3 separate regions of the Homo sapiens genome follow, and all the other regions are linked to region 2. Evidence: read pairs that join two places in POLR2A ChIA-PET (ENCODE). Cell type or tissue: HepG2. All regions are shown on one strand. Links, peaks and the distances in the headings refer to the core of each region. The heading gives the core; the rest is flanking DNA. Region 1 overlaps LINC02775 (long intergenic non-protein coding RNA 2775). Region 2 has its middle 11 kb from the start of LINC02775. Region 3 has its middle 57 kb from the start of PROX1.

What was found. ChIA-PET counts read pairs that join two places held together with the same protein. Peaks named below come from ENCODE experiments on the same cell type or tissue, not always from the same donor. Only the 100,000 strongest peaks of a DNase experiment are listed, where the experiment ranks them.
Region 1: POLR2A ChIA-PET joins it to region 2 with 38 read pairs; 3 of 35 experiments call an interaction of 5 or more read pairs at or near these places.
Region 3: POLR2A ChIA-PET joins it to region 2 with 10 read pairs; 2 of 35 experiments call an interaction of 5 or more read pairs at or near these places.

What each region holds. Positions count from the first base shown.
Region 1 is chr1:214,047,821-214,058,392 of GRCh38, forward strand. LINC02775 (long intergenic non-protein coding RNA 2775) reads right to left here. Exons shown (of 4, transcript XR_922584.2): 4 at 6,093-6,184. Among named protein-coding and RNA genes, the nearest start is that of LINC02775, 59 kb to the right of the region's middle. In HepG2, for the core only: no CTCF peak of the experiment used is centred there; DNase peaks (open chromatin) are centred at 1,831 and 3,021; H3K4me3 peaks cover 407 bases.
Region 2 is chr1:214,117,603-214,128,174 of GRCh38, forward strand. No RefSeq gene overlaps it. Among named protein-coding and RNA genes, the nearest start is that of LINC02775, 11 kb to the left of the region's middle. RefSeq lists a silencer at 5,733-5,822. In HepG2, for the core only: a CTCF peak has its summit at 5,737 (motif pointing left); DNase peaks (open chromatin) are centred at 5,729 and 7,509.
Region 3 is chr1:214,041,847-214,047,312 of GRCh38, forward strand. No RefSeq gene overlaps it. Among named protein-coding and RNA genes, the nearest start is that of PROX1, 57 kb to the left of the region's middle. In HepG2, for the core only: no CTCF peak of the experiment used is centred there; a DNase peak (open chromatin) is centred at 2,885.

The DNA of each region.
Region 1 (10,572 bases), core at 543-5,542, 73 kb before region 2:
ACAAACAAATGGAAAAACATTCCATGCTCATGGATAGGAAGAATCAATATTGTGAAAATGGCAATGGCCATACTGCCCAAAGTAATTTATAGAGTCAATGCTATTCTCATTAAACTACCATTGATATTTTTCACAGAATTAGAAAAAACTACTTTAAAATTTATATGGAACAAAAAAAGAGCCCATATAGCTAAGACAATCATAAGCAAAAAGACCAAAGCTGGAGGCATCACACTACCTGACTTCAAACTATACTACAAGGCTACAGTAACTAAAACAGCATGGCACTGGTACAAAAAACAGACACACAGACCAATGGAACAGAATAGAGAATTTAGAAATAAGACTGTACATCTACAATCATCTGATCTTTGACAAATCTGACAAAAACAAGCAAGGGGGAAAGGATTTCCTGTTTAATAAATGGTGCTGGGAGAACTGGCTAGCCATATGCAGAAGATTGAAACTGGACCCCTTCCTTACACCTTATACAAAAATTAACTCAAGATGGATTAAAGACTTAAATGTAAAACCTAAGACTATAAACACCCTAGAAGAAAATCTAGGCAATACCATTCAGGACATAGGCATGGGAAAAGATTTCATGACAAAAACATTGAAAGTAATTGCAACAAAAGCAAAAATTGACAAATAGGATCTAATTTAAAGAGCTTCTGTACAGCAAAAGAAACTGTCATCACAGTAAACAAATGACCTATAGAATGGGAGAAAATTTTTGCAATCTATCCATCTGAAAAAGGTCTAATATCCAGAATCTACAAAGAACTTAAACAAATTTACAAGAAAAAAACAATCAACCCCATTATAAAGTGGGCAAACGACATGAACAGGCACTTCTCAAAAGAGGACATTTATGCGGCCAACAAACATATAAAAAAATGCTCCACATCACCAATCATTAGGGATATGCAAATCAAAACCACAATGAGATACCATCTCATGCCAGTCAGAATGGAGATTTTTAAATTTCAAGAAACAACAGATGCTGATGAGGCTGTGGAGAAATAAGAACACTTTTACACTGTTGATGGGAACGTAAATTAGTTCAACCATTGTGGAAGACAGTGTGGCAATCCCTCAAGGACCCAGAAATACCATTTGACCCAGCAATCCCATTACTAGGTATAGTCCCAAAGGAATGTAAATCATTCTATTATGAAGATACTTGCACATGTATGTTCATTGCAGCACTATTCACAATAGCAAAGACGTGGAATCAACCCAAATGCCCATCAATGACAGACTGGATAAAGACAATGTGGTACATATACACCATGGAATACTATGCGGCCATAAAAAGGACTGAGAACATGCCCTTTGTATGGACATGGATGGAGCTGGAAGCCATTATCCTCAGCAAACTAATGTGGGAACAGAAAACCAAACACTGCATGTTCTCACTTATAAGTTCTCACTTATGAGAGTTCAACAATGAGAACACATGGGCACAGAGAGGGAAACACACACACTGGGGCCTGTCAGAGATGTGTTGGGGAAGGAAGAGTATCAGGATAAATAGCTAATGCATGCTGGACTTTATACCTAGGTGATGGGTTGGTAGGTCCAGCAAACCACCATGGCACACGTTTACCTATGTAACTGCACAAGTATCTCAGAACTTAAAATGAAAGAAAATAATTTAGAAATAAATAAATAAATGTCATTTCTGAGTAGTGGAGATAGGCAAGGAAGCATTTAGGTAAGGGGTTAATTTTTATGTTTACTTTATGCATTTCCAAAGTGTTTGAAATTTTTTAGCAAGCAAGCACAACTTTTGTTTGCAGGAAGCATATTAAGAGACAAGAGCAGAGAAGCAGTGGGGCAGGGTTTGGGGCTGAATGTACCCTTCACTGTCAGAGAGGAAACAAGATTCTGGCCTGGATGCATGCATCCCCTTGTCTGGTTTGTGCTAGCCCATGGGCACTCTGCACTGACCAGCTTGCCTCGGCTGTTGGAGACTCCACCTGAAGAAGGCAGGAGGGAGCAGTGGCACAGTTACTGGCTTGGGCTATGGAGTCAGACAGACCTGCGTCTGAAGCCTAGTCCATGACTTGCTCACTTGTCAGTCTTCTTGAGTCATAGTTTGTTCTTTTATGAAATAACACCTACCCCTCAAACTGAGTAATAAATGAGATGTGCTGTGGGAGGTACCTGGTATAATAGCATGTGCTTAGTAGAGGGTAGAGGAAGAAGAAGTCGGATAGGACAAATTACTGTTAACCTTGAGGAGTGCACCTACGGGGTGGTCACTGGCATTTTAAATGCCACCATTGGTGCCTTATTCCTTTTTTCTTGTTTTTCTTCAATTTAGTAGCCCAAATCAACCCACACTGTGCACCTGGTAAAGGAGGCAAGCAGAACACACGAACAGGAGTGAGCTATGTGCCCTGTTCTCAAAAGGTGGAAGCTCCCAATGGGTGTACAAGTATGTGTGTTACAGATGGGAGGGAGGGCATCAAATACACACAAGTCGTAATGCTGCATTGTGCTGTTCTCAGTGTGGTCGTGGGTTTGCAGTTCTTACCATGGTTAAGGGAAAAGTGGAGTAGAGTGGGGAAAGAGGCAGAACTTTATTTAGGAAGATGGGGGTTCATGGTAAGTAATCAGAAAAGAAATTAACTTGCAAAACAGATGGCACAAAAATCCCGCTCTGAGTTTGAGTAGAGGGCAAAATGGGAGAATGGAAGGAGATGGTGAAGAAGGCACGCTGCTGCTGAAACGTGCTTTGGGCTTAGTGAGAATGAACACTCCCACTTCTGGGAATTGAGCCTTGGGCAGAGCATGCACAGAAGCAAAGCTGGAAGGCAGAGGAAATCTGGGCCACCCACGCCCACACCTGCCCTGACCTCTCACCCTGAAGCCTCAGGAAAGGGAAAATCGATGTGCTCCCGAAGTGCAGGAGCCCTGGGTTTGGGACTGGAATTTGACCCATGCGGAGTGTTTACTGATCTGGAGACGGATAGGCTCAAATGAGCTCATCTTTATCTTGAGAGGAAATTAGGCAGCCCAGACCCAGACAAAGCCATGTTTTATTCAATGAAAATTTACCACCACCCCACCCTCCCAATGCACACAATATTACATGAAACATCTGCCTAAGTAACCTAGTCTCCAAAGGTTGGTTCTGAAAGATCAACAAATAGAGACTTAGGAGCTTAGAGAAAAACGAAAAAAAAAAAAGTTATTTCAGAATATCTTACATTTACCCCTCATGCTGATCTGTATCCTCTTTTTTTCACAGTTTGCAAATATTGACTAAGTTCAAGGGCAGTGGTTTAAGGTCTAACTTCAGAGTTAGCATGAGGTGACATACTTAAGATGGTGCAATCCTGTCCTAATGAAGAACATGTTAGATCCCAAGGTTGGTTTATGGGCAGTTCTTGTTCTTGTCCCAGTTGATATTTGTTTTATCAAGTCAGGAACTATTTTTGTCATCATTGTTAATCTTCCTCTTGCCAGATCTGTTTTGGCCGAGGGCATGCACTTGAGGTATGTTAGAAGAATGGAGTGCAGTATTGTGGGAAAGAATTATCACTAATTCTGTCTGCCTACAGCTTCCTCGGCCCTGTTCATCTGATCTCAATTCCCTAAACAAAATTGTAGATGGAAAGTCCTGCAAGTCCATGACCTGGTTCCAGAAAGTAGATTTTTGAGCTGAAAGAGCAAGATCGCAGCATTCCCATGATGACAATAGGTCTTTGTTATGTTGGAAAGAATTTTGACTTGTCCATCAGGGGAGATCTTGACAGAATATTTTGCCAATAAAGAAGTCTACCACTAAATGGGTAGGTCCAACTCCATTAGGCTCATCTTTGGCCTCAATGTTATGCAGATTTTTGCCTCAAGGATTCCTGAGACCTGGCCTAAGATGTCTGGTAGTTCTAGCTGGAACCAGAATCAGCTGGCATTTCTGACCCATGGGCTTTGGAAGAACACAGATCCTGGCTCAAATCTTAATGTCTCCGAGCCTCAGTTTCTTCATGTATGAATACAGTCGTGACAATGTTCTCCTTGCAAGCTTGTTATGAGGATTAAATGTGGTATTGTATCTGAAATCACTTAACACAGTGCCTGTTGCTTAAAATGGGATTAATATGTTCTAGTGTCCTTCCTTCCGCTCAGCCACTCCAGCTGCTGGTGTATCCCCTTTCTCTGCTGCATACATTTGACATAGTGGAACAAGGCCAGTAATGCTTGAGGGGATACCATCCTAGTTACAATGAATAGAGAAAAGGAAAGGTTCAACAATGTTCAGAACACCAATATTCACTTTAAACTTGTCTAAGCATAAATTATAGGCGCTCTGCTGACATTTGAAAGAATGGAAATATATAAATAAATGTATAGTTGTGTGACTGCTTCCTAGACCTGGACACAGCTTCACCCCTAAAAGAAAATCTCCATGTGGAGACCTTTGGGGAGAATTTTAATCTAAAAATCCTAGAGATTATCACAATATTCTTTTGAGTATTAATAAAAGGACTTAGTTACCCAATGAACTGATGAGTCCCCGGATAATTTGTTCAAAGGAGAGGTGATATTCTTTTAGCCTCATAGCAGCTTCAGCTGCTATCTCCCACCTAGAGTTCTACCCATTAATATCTCTTGTTCAAGGTATCACATCTAAAATTTCTAGTAGTTTATGCAACATTTAGCGATTTCCTCTCTTAGCAATGGTTGGAATCCACCACGCTATATCCTCCTTTTGGGTATCCTGAACTCTCCAAATTGTCTCAAAACAAACTTCCTTTTTAACATTTAGATAATATGGCTATTTACAAAGTAGATGGTCAAACGCAGTAATATACACATTTAGTATAAGCCAGTATTCAAAGATTCTAATAGCAATAATTATTTCCATATTCAATGCAGTCAATTCTTCAGTGTATCCAAACTGGCCATACAGAAGTTTAGTATGAACAATACAGCACTGAAAATGTACTGTATTTATATTTGACTTTGGCGATCAAACATATCAACCTTGAGAGGAAATAACATATTTCTGATTCTAGCCTTTGTTTCTTCACCTTGGTACTTCCCAATATCACCAGAGCTAGACTGGAGGAAGAAATGGGAAAAAAAACCCTGAAGGATATTATTTGTTTTGTTTTGTTTTCTCGAGACGGAGTCTTGCTCTGTCGCCCAGGCTGGAGTGCAATGGCATGATCTCGACTCACTGCAACCTCCGCCTCCCAGGTTCCAGTGATTCTCTTGCCTCAGCCTCACCAGTAGCTGGGATTACATGGTGGCACACGCCACCATGCCTGGCTAACTTTTTGTATTTTTAGTAGAGACAGGGTTTCACCATGTTGGCCAGGCTGGTCTCGAACTCCTGAGCTCGTGATCTGCCTGCCTTGGCCTCCCAAAGTGCTGGGATTACAGGTGTGAGCCACCGCGCCAGGCCCTGGAGGATACTTAATAAATATTTGGAGAATTAATGTGTATTTCAATCTACTTTTTCTATGTGTTAGCAATAAAGAACTAGAATATCCAATGGAAATAAAATAGTAACTAAACCTATAAAATATTAGGAACAAAGCTATAAATAAACAACTAGAACATATAATGGAAATAATATAGTAACCAACCCTAAAAAACATTAGGAATAAAGCTATAAAACTGTAAAGCCATAAAGAAGACCTAAAAAATAGAGACAGACAATAATTTTAATAATAATAGTAACTAACATTTATTATGTTCTTTTAATGTGCCAAGAATTCTCTCAGATTTTTACATAGGTGATTTCTTTAATTTTCTCGGAAATTTCATGAGGCAGTTAACACTACTATCATCATCTTTTTTTCCTTCCTTCCTTCCTTCCTTTCTTCCTTTTTTTTTTTTTTTTTTTTTTTTTTGAGACGGAGTTTTGCTCTTGTTGCCCAGGCTGGAGTGCTATGGCACCATCTTGGCTCACCACAACCTCTACCTCCTGGGTTCAAGCGATTCTTCTGCCTCAGCCTCCCAAGTAGCTGGGATTACAGGCATGCGCCACCATGCCAACCAATTTTGTATCTTTAGTAGAGACAAGGTTTCTCCATGTTGGTCAGGCTGGTCTCGAATTCCCAACCTCAGGTCATCCGCCCTCCTCAGTCTTCCAAAGTGCTGAGATTACAGGTGTGAGCCACTGCACCTGGGCTATCGTCCATTTTTCAAAACAAGGAAACTAGGATATATCGAGATAAGGTAACTTTTTTAATGGAAACATGCAAAATGATAAATATGCTTATTTTTCCTAATTTACTCAATAACTTTACCCTGCAAATTAATGCAATGAATTTATAAATTAAAGTAATCACAGTCAAATTTTAGAGGACTGTTCACAGATCTTAGCACAACTATTCTAATGTTCAAGAAAAGAGAAAATGCTTTAAACAAAACCCAAGAAAACACTGGTAAAAAAGAAAATCAATTTAAAAAGTATTAAAATTATATTAAAGTTCAATAAAGTTGTCAGAGATGCTCAATTACTTACAACAGAACCTGACACATAGAAGACACTCAATAAATATTTGGAGAATTAATGTATATTTTTATCTATTGTTTCTATGATTTGCCCCAATAGATATAAAAACAAAATGTATAATCACAGTAATTAAATATGTATTATTAATTCAAGAATTGACAAAAACAGTTCAAGGAAGCAGATTAGAAAATCCAGAAACAGGTTGGGCACAGAAACAGGTTGGGCACAGTGGCTCACACCTGTAATCGCAGCCTTTTGGGAGGCCGAGGTGGAAGGGTTGTTTATGGCCAGGAGTTCAAGACCAGCCTGGGAAACATAGCAAGGAGGCTCCATCTCCATAAATAAATAAATAGCCAGGTATGGTGGTGCACATGCATGCCTGTAGTCCCAGCTACCTGGGAGGCTAAAGCAGGAGGATCACTTAAGTCCAGGAGTTTGAGATTGAAGTGAGCCATGATCATGCCACTGCACTTTGGCCTGGGTGACAGAGAAAGGCATTATCTCTAAAAAGATAAAAAATCTAGAAACAATACAAGCAAACATAGAAATTTAGTCTATTATAAAGATTATTTTCCATTCAGGAGGGAAAAATAAACCATTCAACAAATACCATAGGAATAATTTGCTAATGATATCAAAGAAATAAAGTTAGATTCGCATCTCATGACATGCAAAAATGAATTATTGACAGACAAAAGGTTGAAAACGTATATTCAAACACACAAGCACACACACATATAACACATACATGAACCTTCTGGAAAACTAATTTTATTATCTTGCAGTTTAGAAGACATTTTAAGCAAAATAAAACCCAGAGGCCATAAAGAAGTAAAATAAAAGATATGGCTACATAAAAGTTACATCTCAGCAACAATAACAACAAAAAGCATGAGAAAAGTTAGAGAAAATAAGCAGAGATAAAATATATATTAAGTATATATAGACTATCAAGTCTTAATACATTACTTATAAGTGTATAAGTAATGTATTGTACATTATAAGTATTATGTATTATAAGTGTACTTATATGTCAATTTAAAAACTATACCAGCTGGGGGCGGTGGCTCACGCCTGTAATCCCAGCACTTTGGGAGGCCAAGGCAGGTGGATCACGAGGTCAGGAGATCAAGACCATCCTGGCTAACATGGTGAAACTCCGTCTCTACTAAAAATACAAAAAAAAAAAAAAAAAAATTATCCAGGCGTGGTGGCAGGTGCCTGTAGTCCCAGCTACTCGGGAGGCTGAGGCAGGAGAATGCGTGAACCTGGGAGGCGGAGCTTTCAGTGAGCCCAGATCGTGCCACTACACTCCAGCCTGGGTGACAGAGCGAGACTCCTGTTTAAAAAAAAAAAAAAATACCATTCAGTGGTAAAATGGGCAATGGGCATAAATAGTCAATAGGGAAGAAATAAAAATGGCCAATGAACATTTGAAAATATGGGCCAGGCACAGTGGCTCACATCTGTAATCCCAGCACTCTGGTAGGCCAAGGTGGACAGATCACTTAAGGTCAGGAGTTCGAGACCAGCCTGGCCAACATAGTGAAGTACCGTCTCTACCAAAAATACAAAAATTAGCCAGGCGTGGTGGTGCATGCCTGTAGTCCCAGCTACTCAGAAGGCTGAGGCAGGAGAATTGCTGGGACCCGGGAGGCAGAGGTTGCAGTGAGCCAAGATTGCACCACTGCACTCCAGCCTGAGCAACAGAGCGAGACTCCATCTCAAAAAAAAAAAAAAAAGAAGAAAGAAGAAAAGAAAATACGCTTAACTTTATTGACAATCAGACAAGTGCAAAATATAACATAATACCTTTTTTGCCAATTAGATTTGAAAAATAGAAAATATTGATACTGATATTATCCAGTTTTGACAAGGGCATGAAGAAAACAACAGCCTCACACACTATCACAAGATTATAAGTAGGTAGGCTTTTTTAATGGGACAAATTGACTGTAATTCTGGTAGAATTACGAGATCATATTACATTTTGACAAATGCTTACAAAATGCACAAAAATATATGTCTTCATTAAAACATTGTTTTCAAATGCAAAAATAAGATCTACCAGTAGATAAATGATTAATACCATAAAATGATTTATACAATAAGTAGATCCTTATAAATCAACACAAAAAGACATCCAAGGCAAATTATTAACTAAAAAAGGCTAGGAGCTGAATAATGCAGTATTACATTTTGTTGATTCCAATTTTTTTTTTTTTTTTTGTGACAGAGTCTCGCTCTGTTGCCCAGGCTGGAGTGCAGTGGCACAATCTCGGCTCACTGCAGCCTCTACCCCCAGGTTCAAGCGATTCTCCTGCCTCAGCCTCCTGAGTAGCTGGGATTACAGGTGCATACCACCATGCCCGGCTAATTTTTGTATTTTTAGTAGAGACAGGGTTTCACCATGTTGGTCAGGCTGGTCTCAAACTCCTGACCTCGTGATCCTCCCACCTCGGCCTCTCAAAGTGCTGGGATTACAGGCATGAGCCACCGAGCCCAGCCCTAAAGATCATTTTTTAAAATACCATCACTTTTGAAATTGTGATGCATCATGCAATCAACAGTGTTTAATACTTATCATAGTAGCATCTTTTTCTTCTTAGAAGAACATAAAATGATGATGTGTCTTACAATTGCATCTTAGATTTCATGAAATACAGTAAATCACATGATCCCATAAAATATACTTATTTATATATCTAACAGACTGAGTAATTGAGAATTTACCTGATGCCTTTCTTGTGTACTAGTCTTAAGAAGAAATGAAGAAGGGGGAGGAGGAAAATTTTCTTCCTTTCCCTTTAAGGACAGCCTGGTCTTTGCATTCTTGAATTTGGCCCATTTATTCCAGGGGACTTTACAAACCTTTAATCATCAGATCTGTGGGTTAATAGCACTGTCCCTGAGAAGGAACGGATGGAGGCTTTTGTGTCTAAAGAGGAAGGGAGGGATGTAGACCAGCCCCAGGTCCTTGTGCCTAGGAGGAGATGGGAATTCAGGGTTTGGGTTAGGAGTAGGAAGAAAACTGCTTCCCTGAAGCAAGAGGGTGGGAGAACTGCTGCATGGGTGACTGTGAAGCAGATTGATAAGTATGTTCATTGAAGGCAGAGGAAAAGAGGTCTGCCATCAAATCATCAGGATAGCAGAGGTGTCCTAATAGAGTCACCTTCCATTACTAGCCTTTAGTGTTATAGGCAGGAAGCAAGCGGACAAGAAACACAATTAACTAGAGACCCAAGGTCCATCCTCAATCTTCCTGGGTCCCATAAACCCTGGGGTTCTAGATCAACCTCAAGGGAGAAAGAGAGTCCCCTTAAATAACTGAGACTAGATGTCTAGTCAGCAATGGTTGATAGGGGGCTGCAGCATGTTATAAAAGAAAATGTCCTCTTGTTTGCTTCTGGAGGTTCTGGACCAATTTGTACCAGAGATAGATGATAGATAGATAGATAGATAGATAGATAGATAGATAGATAGATAGATATAGATAGATAGATAGAGATAGATGATAGATAGATAGATAGATAGATAGATAGATAGATATAGATGATAGACAGATAGATAGATAGTAGATCAGTAGCACCATCTTAATGTATTTGCTTGTTTAACACATTTAATGAGCTCATCTTATGTGCCCAGAACTCAGCTGGGCCCAGGGGGATACCAGGGACAGGATGAAGTCTGCAGTCAAGGAGCTCATGGTCTACAAGGTGGCAAACCTTCCAGAAGTGGAGCATCTTGGTTGCATGTGCCCCCTTTTCCTCCCAGGTAAATTTGCCACTCCCTACTTGTTGTTGCCCCCGAGGGACTTGGCAGCGGGTGTGGCTTCTCCAACTCAGAACTTGAAGCAGTGTGTTTTAGGAACCTTGAAGTTACAGTTTTGCTTGAACTGTGTGCAGTGGCCCCAGCATGGCCTGTGATAAATTGCTGTCTGGGAATCAGCCACACCACTTCTCAGACAGCTGCTGAGAGTTGTCTGAGAAGAGTCATTTCACTCCGGGGGCAAAGGGCCTCTGTAGTCACAGTTACAGCGAAGCTGCGAGACAGTCTTCTCATTCATTCCTTCAAAAAACATTTGTTCT
Region 2 (10,572 bases), core at 3,278-8,277:
TCATATTTTAACAGAATCACTTGGCTGCTGTGTGAAAAAAATAGATCATAGAGGAATGAGAAGGGAATCAAGGACACCAACTAGGAGGCTTTTATAATAATCTAAGTGAAAATTGGTGGTAGCAGACCAGCCATCATAATTACCTGAAATACCTGAAAACTGTGAATGCCAGGAGTTAACTTTAGATCCATTGAACCAGAATGTGAAAACCCAAGACTGAAGTTTTCACAAATACTCCCCCAGGTATTGCTTAAGTATACTAGAGTTTAAAGACCATTCTTCTATGATGTGCCAACTATCAATTCATTGCCTCACACCTCCAAATTCACCCCTCATTGCCTGCTTTGCAAAAATGGATCTGGGCCCTGTACACATTTTTCCTTTGCCAGCTGGTTCAATGTTAAGTCTTGTCCGTAGACAGCACTGGAGAGACATTGCAGTAGGAAGGAAGTTTCCATTCTGGTTCTGATGCTCTGGCTTAGCAGGCTCCTGCAGCACAGGCGGGTTCTCCAGCACCAGGCTCCCACAGCACTCATGGCTTCCACAGCACCCATCTCCTGCAGAGTAGGCAGCTTATTCAGAACCAGTCTTCTGCAGTTTAGGCAGCTTTTCCAGCAGCCAGCTAATGAAGCACAAGTGACTTCTCAAGCATTGCTCCTTCAGGGCATGCAGCTACCCCAGCACTCAGCTCCTGGAGATAAGGCAGCTTCTCTAACATCAGACTCCCACAAAATGCGGCAGCCAGCAGTATCCTACTTCCAGTAGCTTCCCCCATCACCTCTGGTAATTTCACAGTAAGTGCCTCCAGAGAGACACTGCCTCCTGAACAGCTTTCCCTGGCACCCTAGAGAGTTGATTTATAGCAAGTTCCAGAGAGCAAATTCTACAAGTGCAGGTATTCCTCTTTCAGCCATTGGGCCATGGCTGTGCTCTCTCCACAATGTCTGGATTTCAGCCTTTGGAGTGGAGGTCAGGGAGGATAAGGGAGGACATTCCTCAGGCCTCTACTTCAATTTCAAGTGTAACGTCTGTTGCTTGTATCTGTTATTCCTATATTCTTAGAGTTCTCTTTACTTTTTCCAGGCCAATCTCTCATTACTCTAATCCCCTATTATAGTTGATATTTCTTTACATTAACTTTTTAATATTCAAATTACTGTGTGGTTTCTGTCTCTTGGTTCGACCATGACTGATGCACATAGCATCACATTCCAGAAGGAAATTTAGCACTCCAATCCTTTACTTGCCAAATCTGAGAGCCTGAAAGTGGTTGGATAACAAACCTTCAAGTTGCAGGCAAACTCTTCAGCTTTCAGCCAATTGTTTGGTAGAGCTTTGTACATGGTAAACAATTAATTTCATCGTGCATCATTGCTGCCTTTCTTCAACTGAAGGGCCTAGAAAGCACAGTGTTCTCTAAACTGCTGGAAGCCCACTGGAGCACTTCTGCCTGAGGAGTGGATAATGATAGACAAGCCCTCAAAGATATATAAATAATCTCTGAGCAGAATCAGAGGCCTCCTGGACATTCTCCCAGCACCAATATCCTACACACAAAGCAGATGCTTTTGTCCATTATTTGCCTGGTTACAACTGGAGAAAATGAATTTGGATTAGGTAATATTGTATAACATATGTAATCATAAGCTTTTGAGTCTGACACTGATATTTGAGCCTAGCCCTGACACTAACTAGTTTTTTTACTTTGGACAAATAACCTAATCTCTCTTGAGTCTCAGTTTTATTATCTGTGAAATCTGCATAATAGAATTTACTTCCATAGGGTTGCTATGAGGATTAAATTAAATTGTACAGGTGAAGAATTTCACCTGTGAATGTGATGATGGTTGTCCTGCTGAAAAGTGCAAAACTACATTCTTACCTGCTTGTTCAATCAATGTGCTACCAAATGCAAGGCAATCTGTAGCAAAACTGAGTGTCCAGTTTGGGTCCCCATAGTCAGAACTTGTGCCATTTCCCTGGGTAGCTCCGGCTGCCTCTGTGCTCTTGCCTCAGCTTCTGCTCCTACTCTCATCACCAACTCCAGATCCAAGAACACCTAAAGAAACACCAGTTCTTGAGATATGTGACCTCCAGAGACAAGTCATCAGGAAAGTCTAGAAAGCACTGTCCAATAAAAACAGAGTGTGAGGGCCGGGCGCAGTGGCTCACGCCTGTAATCCCAGCATTTTGGGAGGCCAAGGAGGGCAGATCACTTGGGGTCAGGAGTTAGAGACTAGCCTGGCCAACATGGTGAAATCTTGTCTCTACTAAAAATACAAAAATTAGCTGGGCATGGTGGCAGGTGCCTGTGATCCCAGCTACTTGGGTAGCTGAGGCAGGAGAATCACTTGAACCCAGGAGGCGGAGGTTGCAGTGAGCTGAAATTGTGCCACCTCACTCCAGCCTGGGTGACAGAGTAAAATTCTGTCTCAAAAAAAGAAAAGAAAAGAAAAGAAACACAGTGTGTGAGCCACACATGCAATTTCCAGGAAGCACATTTTTTAAAGTAAAAAGAAACAGGTAGCATTTATTTTAATAATATAGCTTATTTAGCTCTTTACATAAGGCATTATCGTTGTAAAAAGTAATCATTATTTAAAAATACCGTTAAGATACCTCAAATTCTTTCTTCTATATTAAGTCTTTGAAATCCAGTGTGTAGTGAACACTGACAACATTTCTCAATTCAGATCAGCTGCAGCAAGTGCTGAACAGCCACATGCAGCAAGGAACCATCATGTCGAGTAGAGCAGTTCCAGACCATCTGGCCCAGTTCCCTCATTTTAAGAAAAACGTACAGGGACTCAAATAAGTTTTATGAATTGTCCTTCCTAAGTCACGTAGCCAGATAGAGGCAAAGTCAGGATCAGAATCTAAGGCACTTGATACCTTGCCTGGATTTGAAACCCAACCCCACCCCTTATAAGCTGTGTGACTCAGAACAAACTTCTTTACTTCTCTGAACTGCAACTTCCTTTTTTATAAATGGGAAATTAATATGTTCCCAAGAGTTGTAGTAAGGATTAAATAAGGTAATGATGTAAATCACATAGCTCACAGCAAGCACTGGCTAAATGGAATAGTAAGTTATCGTAATCAACTAACCACACTGCCTTTCACTAACCTCAGCCTAATTTAGCAGGAGGCAGAGAAGGGACGGCCTCCCACTGCACACTGGTGGCCTTAGATGTGGCTTTAGTCTAGCCAGCAAGAACAATGTTATGATGCTACACATGCTCGTCAAAGTTTTATCGTAGCTCTTTATTTCCAAGTTAGAAAACAAAAAGGTGATTTTCCTTTCAAGATTCTCTTGATAAAGGAACGATGATCAATTTTTTAAGTTTCAGCAACAGGAGCAAAGTTACAAGAAGAGCACCATTAAATGCCCCACCCATCCCAGTCTCTGGTACTCCAAGGCCCCTGACTCACCTGGCTTCCCTTTTGACTCCCCTTGTCCATCCAGAAGACACAGAGATCCCTCAAAGGGAGATAATGTCATTTGTTGACATTTCCCAGGTGACGAGAAAGTCGGGTCTTTTACTAGGGACCTGAGTCTTTGCATATAATTAGCAGGTCAAATAACCCTCAGGGAATTGAGGCTTGGCGTTCCTCATTGTCAAAAGGAACCACAGCCTTCGGAGAAAGGGGTGGAGGTTGAACTACAAGAACTTCTCTCGGTCTTTTTTCATTTAAGGATCTCAAATGGAGCGGTAAATGAGGAAGGAGCAAAGAATTCCAGGCTCCATTTCTTGTTTATCTTAGAAATTTACTTCCAGGGATGTCTACTCTGGAAGTTACCATATAAACTGAGATCAGCAAATAGAACATTTCTGCTTTCAATTAACGAGTGCCTATTACGCATCCTACCATAAGTAAAATACTTGACTAAAAATTATTTTAAGATTTCAAGAAATTTACAATGTATTTTGGAATAAAGTGTGGAAGAAATACATTTACTTAATATAGATGGCAATATAGCATAATTTACATTACATGTTATATTATTGGTATATAATTGTATTTATATAATATTCATATGATGCGATATAAGATTGTTAACTAAAAGGATTAAAAATATGGGAAGCAGAGTGTGGAATGATGGACAATGGAGACTCAGTGGGGTAGGGGAGGGTGAATGATGGGAGGTTGCCTGGTGGGTACAGTGTGCATTGCTCCAGTGATGGATGCACTGAAGGCCCTGACTTCACCAAAATGCAATGTGTCAATGTACCAAAATTATGATACAGCAAGTGCTTTAGGAATTAAGAGGTGTGAAATAACATCAGGCTGGAGTAAGATGTGAAGACTCTAGGGAAGAAGTAGAGTTTGAACCATCAGCTGAAGTTAAGTGAGATCAAAGTCAGTTCCAGGAGATAGTGGGGAAAGCTGGCTGAAGGAAAGACTTGAAGGAAGGAATGTCCTTGGCACAGTCTCGGGGACCATAATGGATGAATGAGGCTGATGTGAGAGACGTGTTCATGAGAAAGATGGGAAGTAGGTTGGAGAGGTAGGTGACGTCCTATTTTGTCAATGGACAGTTTCAGCACCCACCCTGCAAGCCCCAAACTGGGCCTTGGTGAGGGAGTTGTTGGCAAAGTCCCTACAAGGCCCAGACCCCAAGCCTACATGAAGGCGCCAGTTCAGACCTCAAATGTCAGCCTGTGGAGTTGAGTCCGTAACCAGCCTGAGAGACTTGCCACGGAGCACACTTGGCGCCTCCTCCATACTTCTAGCTGCACACAGACTTGCTCAACAATGGAGTGACTGATGCAGGTTTGACCTTGAAGTACAGAATCAATAAAGGAACTAGAAGAATAAAAGTTGAAATTGGAAGAAGATACATGGGAGGATGACTTAGAAAACAATGCATGGACTACTCAGGAGGCCGAGGCATGAGAATCACTTGAACCAAGGAGGCAGAAGTTGCAGTGAGCTAAGATCGTGCCACTGCACTCCAGCCTGGGCAACAGAGCGAGACCCCGTCAAGAAGAAGAATGCATGGGGTATCCCTGCCACAGGAGCCCTTAGGAATCTGAGAACTATTAATAAATATGATGTTATTGTATTTGCACCCTGAGTTTGGCTTCCTGAAGAATCCATTATAGTGGCACATAAAACCCATAAACTAATGAGGAGGCTTCCTCCATAGAACTGAAGGCATTTGTAGCTATATTGACACTTAATTCACTGAAGACATTTGTCTCACACTTTATTATATTGAGAACTTAACCCAGTTTTGCAAAATAGATAACCATCACAGGAGCTGGTCTTAATTACCTCTTGCCCTTTGTGTGCCTTATGTAGACCTTCTCTTTGAAATAATGTGTGTATTTTTCAGTCTTCTCTTTTCCTTCTTAAGGTTTTTCTCAAGAGCCTAGCAAGATTCCTTAAAAAAAAAAAAAAAAAAAGCTGAAAGCAAATCTATCTGTTAGTTGCCTTTGGCCTTAAAAATCTTCCCAACAAAGCTATAGTTGCCTGACAAACTTTGATATCTATAAATAATGCTGACAAAGGAAAAAAATCAAATTAAAGTGTTAGTTCAAGAATTCCATCCCGTGAACACGTTAGAGTGTCCTACTTGTCCTCAGGCTACCATCCTGCTTGAGCTGTTAGCACTTTTCCTGAGGCAGACAACTTCCTTAACTCACACCTGAAACAAACAAACAAAAAGCTGATGTCAGCCCGGGCGGTCCTTTCCCCTCCTGGCTCTTTCCCTTTGCTAGAGAACTGAAATCAGATGAGTTGCTGACATCTGGTGGTAACTAAGCGGAGTGTAATCTCGGTCTTGGAAGGACTTTTGTCTCTGATTCCAATACACTCCCCCAGCCTCTGATTCCTGGAGGCCTCCCCTTGAGCTTACAAAATTGTTTTATCCAAAGGGAAAGCAAAAGAGCAAACTAAGAAACAACAGAAACAATTTCCCACGGTTCTGAGAAGATGAGTGTTGGCCACCAGAATGAAAAGTCAGCCTTCTCTAGAGACAACCAACACTTCTTGGATTTAGACAAAGATTAGACTTGATCCCAACAGACTTGATGAGTCATGAGAATAAATAACACAGGGAAGTCTCTTTTGGTTAAAGGTAACATTTTTCTTGCAGCTGGGAATAATTCTGCTGTACTCATTTTCTCTTGGCCATTCAAATATTTTAAAAAGCTCCCCATTTTTTGGGGGCCACAGAGTAGACAGTGGTTTCTGAAGCATTCTGCATTGTTCTACTCTTCTACCTCTCAGCATGTTGCGTGAAACCTCAAATCCTTGCTCACAAAAGTTCTTAAACTTCATCTTCAGAGAAAAATGTAGAACCTTCACTCTGGATAGGACAAAGGCATCCACTAATGAGACGTGCAGGGCCTAAAGGTATGTTAGGTGATTCCCAGTACTAGTGTCTGGGAGTATCAGAGAAGGAGGTGTCCTAAACGTTGCAAGCAGAAAGAAAATCAGTCACTATTCTAAAATGCTATTTGATTTCTTCGTAGCATGTATCACTAAAAACAAAATGTATTTTGTTCATGTGTTTGTTTTCTTGGTTTTCACCTGTATCCTCCTGGTTTTGCCTTCCTTACTCAACACACCTCTCCTCTTGAAAACTAGAAAATAAACTTGAGAACAGAAACCTTGGTGGTCTTGTCCACCGTTATATCCCAGTACCTAAAATACATGACATGCTAAACTTCTCAAATACTTATTTTACAAAAGAATGACAATACACTCCCATAGTTCCAGGGAGTCCCTACTTTACCATCCCTCACTCCAGAAAGCCCGCAAAAGCATCCCATCCAGGGAAGCTCTCTAATGACTCTTTTTCCCATTCATCGACAGCAGAGAGCAAAAAGCCAATATCCAGGGCCCAGCCTAGCGACCTCCTAAGATTCCTGGAGGTTGACGGGTGTTAGCACAGATGAAGGCTGCCTTCACCAGAAGGCCTTCCAAATGCTTCAGGGCATTGGAGACAGAAATCTTTACGGGCAGCGTTGAGTCTATTACAGCATATCTTGGTGCTAGATTGCTATCTGGGTGTGCATGAGTCTGTGGGGGCCGGGGGAAGTGTGCTGGAAAACTTTCCCTCTGTCTCCAGCTAAATGGCTTCCTGAGGAAATGAGAAATGGGGGTGGGGTGGGTGGGAAGGAATGAAAAAATTCCAGTAAGGAAAAATAAAAGACTTTTTTCTATGGAACAGGGAGTGTTATTTGCAGATCTAAAATTCCAGGATCTCTGTGTATTAGAAACACAAGGGCTTTCAAAACGAAAAAGTAAAAATAAAAAATAAAATCCATGGTGTATGAGACACTAGAATAAATATTTCAAAGGTAACATTTTAAAACTGAGAAGTCTGGGGAAGCTTGGCCAGGATTGGTGAGAACCTGAGATTCACGTCTCTCCTGACTCAGCCCAGTACAGCAGGTTCTTTCTGGCAGCCATTAATATAGTTCACGGTTAAATTACTGGACCCCATGTGGACTGAAAGGGCCTCTTTATCTTTAAACAAACAGATGAGGAAGGAGGATCTGCCCCTCACCCCTAGCCTAAACCAGTATTTGTGAGACCACACCAGGGTTTTTCCATTCCAGCTATCAATCTTCCCTTGTTGTGGTTTGAGAGAAAGAGAGAAGTATTCGAGGAGGGACGTGTAATCAAAAAGGTAACTCAGCTTTATTTTAGCAGACCTGAAAAGAAATAACTTGGTCTTTTCTTGAATATTGGATGGAAATGTAGGGGCATCAAGGATTCATGGCGGGGAACTCTCTAAATCATCTCCCCCACCATCCAGGACACCACCCATAGCTTGAGCTTCCTGGAACATACAGGCTGACATTTTTGTGCAGCGTCCCTGCCCACCACTCTGCAGGACACGTCTGAGGTTCCGACTTAGCCTGCCATCAGCAACAACCATTGCAGCCAGAACAGAAAGCCTTTATTAGGTGTCTTCGGCGTCTTCTGCACACAGCATCAAACTAGATCAATGAGTATCGATTGGTTTGGTCATGCCCCATGTTCCCTCAAGGGAAGACGGGCTCTTTAAACAACCAACCCAAAATGAAACAAAACAAAACATATAGGCTGGACGAAAGCTCCAAGTTTCAGATTTTCATGGAAAAATAAATTTGCAATAGATTGGTTAGAATTACAGAAAGAGTGCTTTAAATAAACTGTTCTAGAAAAAAATCACAGCTACAACTCCGCCATGTTAGAGTGTACAGTCTACGAATAACCTAATAGCCTTCTCAGGGAACATCAAGCATGCTAATGACAAGATAACTTTTTGCTTTGTTTTATTGTGTTTTAATCAGAGTGCCATGGGGTGGTGAGGAGATTTTGTGCCAGACAAAACCGAGTTAGAATTCCTGTTCTTTTACTTATTAATGTGTTACCTTAAGCACATTCTGAAATTTCTCTGTGCCTCAATTGTCTCATCTGTGAAATGGGGATTAAAAACAGCTATCCCACAGAGTTTTTGTTGTATGGATAAAATTAAGTAATGTCAGGCTAGGTGCAGTGGTACACACCTGTAATCCTAGCACTTTGGGAGGCAGAGGCAGGCAAACAGCTTGAGCTCAGGAGTTTGAGAATGGCCTGAGCAACATGGTGAGACCCTGCCTATCTCTACAAAAATTAGCTGGGAGTGGTGGCACACACCTGTCGTCCCAGCTACTTGGGAGGCTAAGGCAGGAGGATCGCTTGAACCTGGGAGGTTGAGGCTGCAGTGAACCAATATCATGCCACTGCACTCCAGCCTGGGTAACAAAGTGAGACCCTGTTAAAAAAAAAAAAAAAATTAAGTACGTCCATAACAAGCTTAGCATGATGCTTACAACCAGCAAATTCTCAAAAAATGGTTGTTATTGGTATTGGGTATTTCCTTTTAAACAGCATTTCCTGAGGGCCAGCTTTGTGCAAGACACTGTTCTCAGCTCTTTGCGTGTCTTACTCATTTCACCTCCTAAGAATCCTGTGTGGCAAGCACTATTCTTATACTCATTTTATACATGAGGAAACTGAGGCCTCCTTGCCCACGATCACATAGTAAATGGCAACCCCAAGCTGTCTGGCTCCAGAAGATTTCCTCAGAAAGGAAGGTCAGTTTGTTGATCTAAATAGTTGAGCTGCCATTTTTGCCTAGAAAACCCGAGTGGAAGATTTCATCAGTGTCCCCCTCATCTGCTGACAGCAGTCAGTGAACATCCAACATCAACTGGACTCTGCCTCCTTGGAAAGGCCCCAGGCTTGATCTGGATGAATGACCTCTGTGTACAGTTACCTTTGACTTGGCCTCCTACCTGAAAACACAAAGAGGGACAGTTACATAAGGTAATGCTGACCTATATTCTTGACACCCTGAGTTGCTCCTGGATCCCCAGAGCAAACACTGAGGTTCACCAGGAGAGAAGCACAAACTGATGTCTGATTTGCTCTTATCTGTCACAGGCCCTGCCATTAGCCCAACTTGGCCAAGAATCAGTGGATATTGATTGGTTTGGTTGTGCTCCTCATGTTCCCTCAGAGGACGACCAGCTCCTAAGCACCAACCCAAAATGAAGCAAAATAATACACATAGGCCGGACAAAAGCTTAAAGTTTCAGATTTTAATGGAAAAATAAATGTGTAATAGGCTTGTTGGACTAACAGAAGGGTTCTTTAAAGAAATTGCTTAGTTTTCAAATACTAAACACCATTAGATAGGCAAGTACTGCCAAATGAGTTTCTGGAGACAGAATTTAATGAACAAGAGACAAAATCTTTCAATTATGTCATTGTGCATATATAGTTTTTGCATAGATGAAGTTTGGTTCCTCTAATAGTTAAACATCACCCCCTACAAACTTGTTTTGATAATTGCCTTAAGAGATACTGTCTCCAAATAAAAAAGAAAGGTCTGATTTTTTAAAAAATCTAAATTGTCCGAATTCGTGGACACCTTATTAGAGAAGGTTTTGGGTTACTAGTTTAAAAATTGTTCCCTCGTTTTTTGTTTTTTAATAGGATATCAGGAAAATCCACCAACAAAATCATCTCTGAAGTCATTAACATGAGACAAACAAAAGCGGTGACTGAGATCCAGAGTCACCTAAGCCAATTTAAAGTCTTAGAATATACGGCCCATTCTTTACAAAGTCCTCAAACCATCACCTCAGAGTTCCTTAATAGAAGTCAGAAGCCCAAATTCAAACACAGAACTACCATGGAATTGTGTGGTGACACCCAAAACATCACCTGTCTGGCCTCAGTTTCCTCCCTCATATAGATGATCAAACCACCTCCATAAGTTCCTCATAGAGATGACGATGATGATGGTGATGACGATGATGATGATGATGTCATTTAGCAGTGTTGGTAATGAAAATAGCAGCTGCTTGTTTATTGAGTCCTACCATATGCCAAAGCACTATTCTAAGCCTTTGACTTGAATTAACTCACAATATCCTCCTGGAAATTTTGCACCAGGGATTTCTCCCCAAATCCGTGTCTACCATGCTCTCTTAAGCGAAGAATATTGTGACAGGTTCCATATTCAAAAAGTAGCCTTAACAGTATTTTTCATCTTGCAGACCCTTTATACAACGTGTTTTT
Region 3 (5,466 bases), core at 1-5,000, 79 kb before region 2:
AGAACAAGAGAAACTAGCAGAAATCACCTGCTATTTGAGATTGACTCTATTATCCACCATTCACTGCAGCTGTACCTCACTTGTGTCTGTACATGCTGTTGCAGACTGAGTCTTCATCATCTCTGATTTCTTCTTTTGCTTTCCCCTTAATGATGAAAACTTTATATTTTGACCCTGTTGACACAAGGGTGCCTGGAGTCAATGCAATATTAAAACTTTGTTAAAGGATGATAGCATTTTTCCACTTTCAGCTCTTTTTTCTATCAATGCCACATATTTAAATTCTAGTCTTCCTAACTAAATTGTGCAAAAGTGCATACTTAAATCCCTCTATGCCAAAATAGTTATTCCCTGATCGGAAAAAAAAAAATTCCCTCCTTCCACTGTCTCTTCTTGGAAGAGAAAAGACATTTGCAGGAATGTAGTGACTCCTCCATCTTCTTGTACTTAACAGTTATCTGCTTTATGCCAGATTGGATAATTTCCATAGCCACCAAATCACTAACAGGTTACAGCAGGTAGGAGGTTTATTAAAAACATACCTTCAAGCCCTACTTTTGTGACTCTAAATCATCTGGCGTCATTAGTCTAGAATAAAATGCACCACCTTCAACACTGATCTGAGCCGTCATCATAAACCCTGTTCCACATGCATCTCAGTGTGACCAGTGCCCACTTTAGAGTTGAATGTATAAGCTTCTCAACCTCATAATAAAGAAAAGATTGGTTTTATTCATTTTTATCTCCATTAATTTTTAAAAATTAACGTTTTTCTTCAAAAGCAAGGCTAAAAATCAGTACATATTTACAATTAATTTAATACATGCAGAGGTGAGACACAGATGCCCCTGAATAAAAGTCATAGAAATACATCAAATGTTTGTCATGTACTGCCAAATGCTGGGGTCTATGGACATTCCTGAATTTTAAAAGGCATAAAATATAAGAAAAGGGTGTACAAAGGAAAATGGCAGATACAATTTTAGAAAATAACAGATATAATAACTAAGTAAATTTATTAAAGATTACTGAAGAAATAAATTGTGCTGTACTCCCTTACCAAAGATATAACCATGTAGTAGAGGGAGGCTTTACATTGGGATAAAAAGCTAAATAGTAGCTTTTGAAACTAAAGAAGTCATCAAGAGAGTATTGCTTTGGGTATTAGGAGACCTGTCTCCAATCCATTCAATTCTAAAACTTTTTACACAGCCTACCCGGAGAAAACTAAGCAAGTCACTTAATGCTTCAGTGTCCCAGGAGAATTGAAATAATTATGAGAGCTAAAGGATTGCTAGATTCAGTGTGGTCACCATGTTGACTTTCACCTGCCAAGGATTCCTACCTGCCAAGAAAATGGTGTGTTAGGATGTTTTTGCTTCTCGTGAGAAGGCAATTTAAGTGACAAGGGCAAAATTCTGAAGATAGCCAAGTGTGACTCTAGATCCTTCTCTCTCTGTTTATGACTGGTTCTCTCTTGGGTAAGTGTCTCTGCTTCTTGTCAAGCATCTGGTGCTCCTGGGTTGCCCCAGCCCTCCCTCTGTTCACAGCAACAAGCCGTCTACGAAAGTTAACATTAAGATATCACTGACTTGATATGTTTCTCTTACCAATGGTACATTCATAAAAAGATATGCAGTGTACAAGAATACATTTTTACTGCTTCTGTATTAGGTCTGATGTCACCTGAATGCAAGTAATTATGGACTGGAGGCCTTCCCCACCAAACATCAGGCTAGGCTTTTTGAATGGTATCACTCCTGGCTGCATCTTGCAAAAAGGCTGTATGGTCTGTCAAGCCATTTCTGTCTCCCAGGCCTCCTTCCCCTCCGTCCCCAGGACTGGCTTCCTGCCCATGATCATAGAGTCCTTCTACATCTCCCCAAAAATCATTCATAAGAACTCACAGGAGGAGGCACACTTCTCCACTAAAGCCTGGTTTGTTTTTCTGGTTCCAAAGAAAAATTATTATCACTGAAGATATTTCAGAGATAACCTAACTCAGTGGCTTTTATTCCCCAGATCGCTAGAGAAATGTGGTTATTATCTCAGGGGCCACCAGATTAGGACCTCAACAAAAGGAGCTTCATCTTTATATTGAGGTATAATAAAATATTCATTTAATATAAAGAGTTCTCTGCTTAAAACAGTGATCTTTTTGAGTAAGATAAAACAGATTTCTATGTATGAATGGGAGTATTAATTAACAAGTAATTCTACCAAACCTTCATTTAAAGAAAGGAGTTCTCTGCTCAACAACACAACTCAATACTCTCATTGGGTAGGGTAAGAGATTTTTAAGGATGAACAGGAAAATTAAAATAGATAATAACACATAAAATGATAATAAACCTTTAAAAAAGAGACTATTTTTGCACCATGGAAACAGCACAGAGCCTGGCACCTGGTTTGTACTGAATCTCTGTTCTCTTTCTTCTCTTCCAGTCAGTGGTTTTAGTTACTTTGCCATGTTGTTTTAAGTTGTGATCTAAGGGCTTAAACACCCACACCCATTCCAACTTCCCAGGACATTCAAATTTTGAAGAACACAGAAGTGCAGCAGGAACTAAAAACTTCTGCCCCACTCTTGCCATTTCCCCAGGCCCCTGTGTTCAGCCTCAGGCCTATAGCTGCTGTGGCCACACCTTCCGCCAGCCATGCTTGCCTAGGCTCCAGAATAAGAGTGGGACAGCTCAGAAAGATTAAGGTGCCATAACACACTGAAACAGAATCACTTAGGCTGCCTCAATCCTGGCAAAGGGGAGGGTATTATTTGCAAAGCCCCCTGCTGAGTCTCCCAGGTGCTAGCTAGACAGGCTCAGGAGATAGTTTGGCAGCCACCCTGGAAAAAATGCCTGTGTCTCTGCAAATAAATCTGCCAGTGTAGAAAGCACTGGGTTTTCCCCAGTGCTTGTGCAAATAGTACTCTGTGCTTTGCTGGTATTGGAAATTCCTTGGTATAAGTAGCTCTAGACCATGAAAATTGAAGTTATGGATTTCTTGTCATTGTTGTTACCCTTGACCTGTTGGGAAATAATTCCCCAAATCAATGGTCATACTTCCGATTATTCACAACTGAAAAATCTTTAGTAACCAGAAAACAAAAAAAAGTGTTCCCTGAATTCCCCTTCACGGCTCAGCAACTGACGGTAAGACTGAGCAAGTCTTGAAGTCTGGCACAAAGGAAGGTAGATGTGCAGGTGTCCAAGCATAATATGAGCCTGGGCATCTGAGTGTAGGTATCTCCTGCTAGAAAAATTCATGAACAACTAGAAAAATTCATGAACAACTAGAAAAATTCATGAACAACACATAGGTTACCAATGGAGCATTATTGATGTCTTTTCTTCACTTAACATCTAGGAATTTGTAGAATCAACAGTGTGGTTACGTATGTGAAAAATCTCAGTAAAGTGGATACATTTCTAAGCAAAATACAGGTATCAACATTTACTCCAGAAGCAAAAACCTTCAAGACAATCAAGGCCACAGAAGAAAATTTTAAAGTTGTTCTAAAAACAGAACAAACATCAGATCAAAACTCCTCTCCTCTCCCCAAAGGCACCTGGCCTTCAGAGTTTTATGGGTGAATTCTATCAACTATTCAAAAATAAGTTATATTGTATAAATAGTATACATATTACACATATATACAGTATTTATACACATATGTACAGTGTTTATATATAACTCAATTTCTTTATAAAGTCCATATGTATTAATGTAAGTACAAAACATAATCAAATCCAGTCCAGCAGTACATATAGTAAAAATAATATTATACTACAAATAGGGCTCATTACTTGTACCAAGCTGATTTGAAGAAGAATCTGGACTTGCTTCTAAGTGAAATGCAGGAGAAAGTTTCTTGATAGATTGATTTGCTTTTTCTAACTTCTAATAATGGTGAAAGCAAATATTTCTTTTCTGGGCTGTCAGCTATCTGCTACTGGGCAATCACTATGGGCTACTGTCTTCTAATTTTTTATTTTACTAGGGCAAAATAGCCTTTGCTCTTTCAGCCATTTTCGTGTGCAAGGTTGCCTGACTCAGAGGCCCTGACTTACTTGAACAAATCTTTTTTGGAACTCTGAGTTTTTGGAAAAAGCCAGATTCATCTTGTGCAATTTTAAGGACTTCCCTCAGTTAACTTAAATAAAGAAGAATAAAAAAAACAAATCCAGCAAAGTAATGCCAATAAAGATAGGCCATTCATTCTACATAAAGGGAATCATGATATTTTTACTTTGTGAAATATTGAATTAAAATTAAAACCTATTTGTTTACATTCTAAAAGGAAAGGATAAGTAGGGTAAGTTTTGAGTTGGGCAGTGCTGACCCCAATCAATTTGATAAAGCTTGTAAGAGTTGCCATTATATGCAACAGGAGGACTCTTTGACAGAAATAATATATGAAATGTGTCTCTTTATTTTTAATATTTTAATTTTTTTCAGCTCATTAGCTATCATAAGTATTAGTGTGTTTTATGTGTGTCCCAGGACAATTTTTTTTCTTCCAATGTGGCCCAGGGAAGCCAAAATATTGGACACCCCTGGCTTAAGCTTTATGCCTTGATTCTTTGGTGCTAAAACTTTTGAAACTAAAAACACTCTTTTTATTATGCACACAAAAAAGCCATGCTCTAGCAAATTAAAAGCCTTGATTTTCAAGACTATTTTCTCAACACTGAGTTTTAAGACCTTATTTAGACATTTAAGTGGTCAAAACCTTGATTCTTTGTTCCCTGCATTTCCTTTATGCATCCCTTCTAGAAGCAGGGCTTGCCCATGACTGAATGGGGAAGAGTCACAGGTAACTGGAATTTGAAGCGGGTGGGCCTCCATTAATACATCTAAATTTTATGTTGCATGTTCAGCAATAGTCATTGCAGGATTATATGTAGTAATGGAAAATTGTAGACAAACCAAATGTCATCAGCAGGTGAATTGTTGAAATAAATTGTGTGACTTTATGCCTCTTTAAGGTGAACTCAAATTGGGTAGAACTAACCCTAAGAATAATTGTTTCCCTGTTATGTCACCACAACCACACAAAAATTATACCTGCTTTAAATAAAAAAAAGCTTTATTTGTGCTTTCAGGTGTAAATTTGTATTTTGATTCCATGGTTTGTGGAATATTATACATCTACTAAAAGTTTGAGATTGAGCTGTAGCTATGCAGTGAAGTGAAAAGTTATTCATAATATATTATGGAGTTTGAAAAGTAAATACAGAAATATTTTTAGATAACATAACTCCACGTTTGTGCTTTTTAAGTTGATATATCAGCTGGGCATGGTGGCTCATGCCTGTAATCCCAGCACTTTGGGGAGGCCAAGGCAGGTGGATGACCAGAGTTCAGGAGTTCAAGGCCAGCCTGGCCAACATTGTGAAACCCCATCTCTGCTAAAAATACAACAATTAGCCAGGTGTGGTGGTGCACGCCTGTAATCCCAGCTACTCA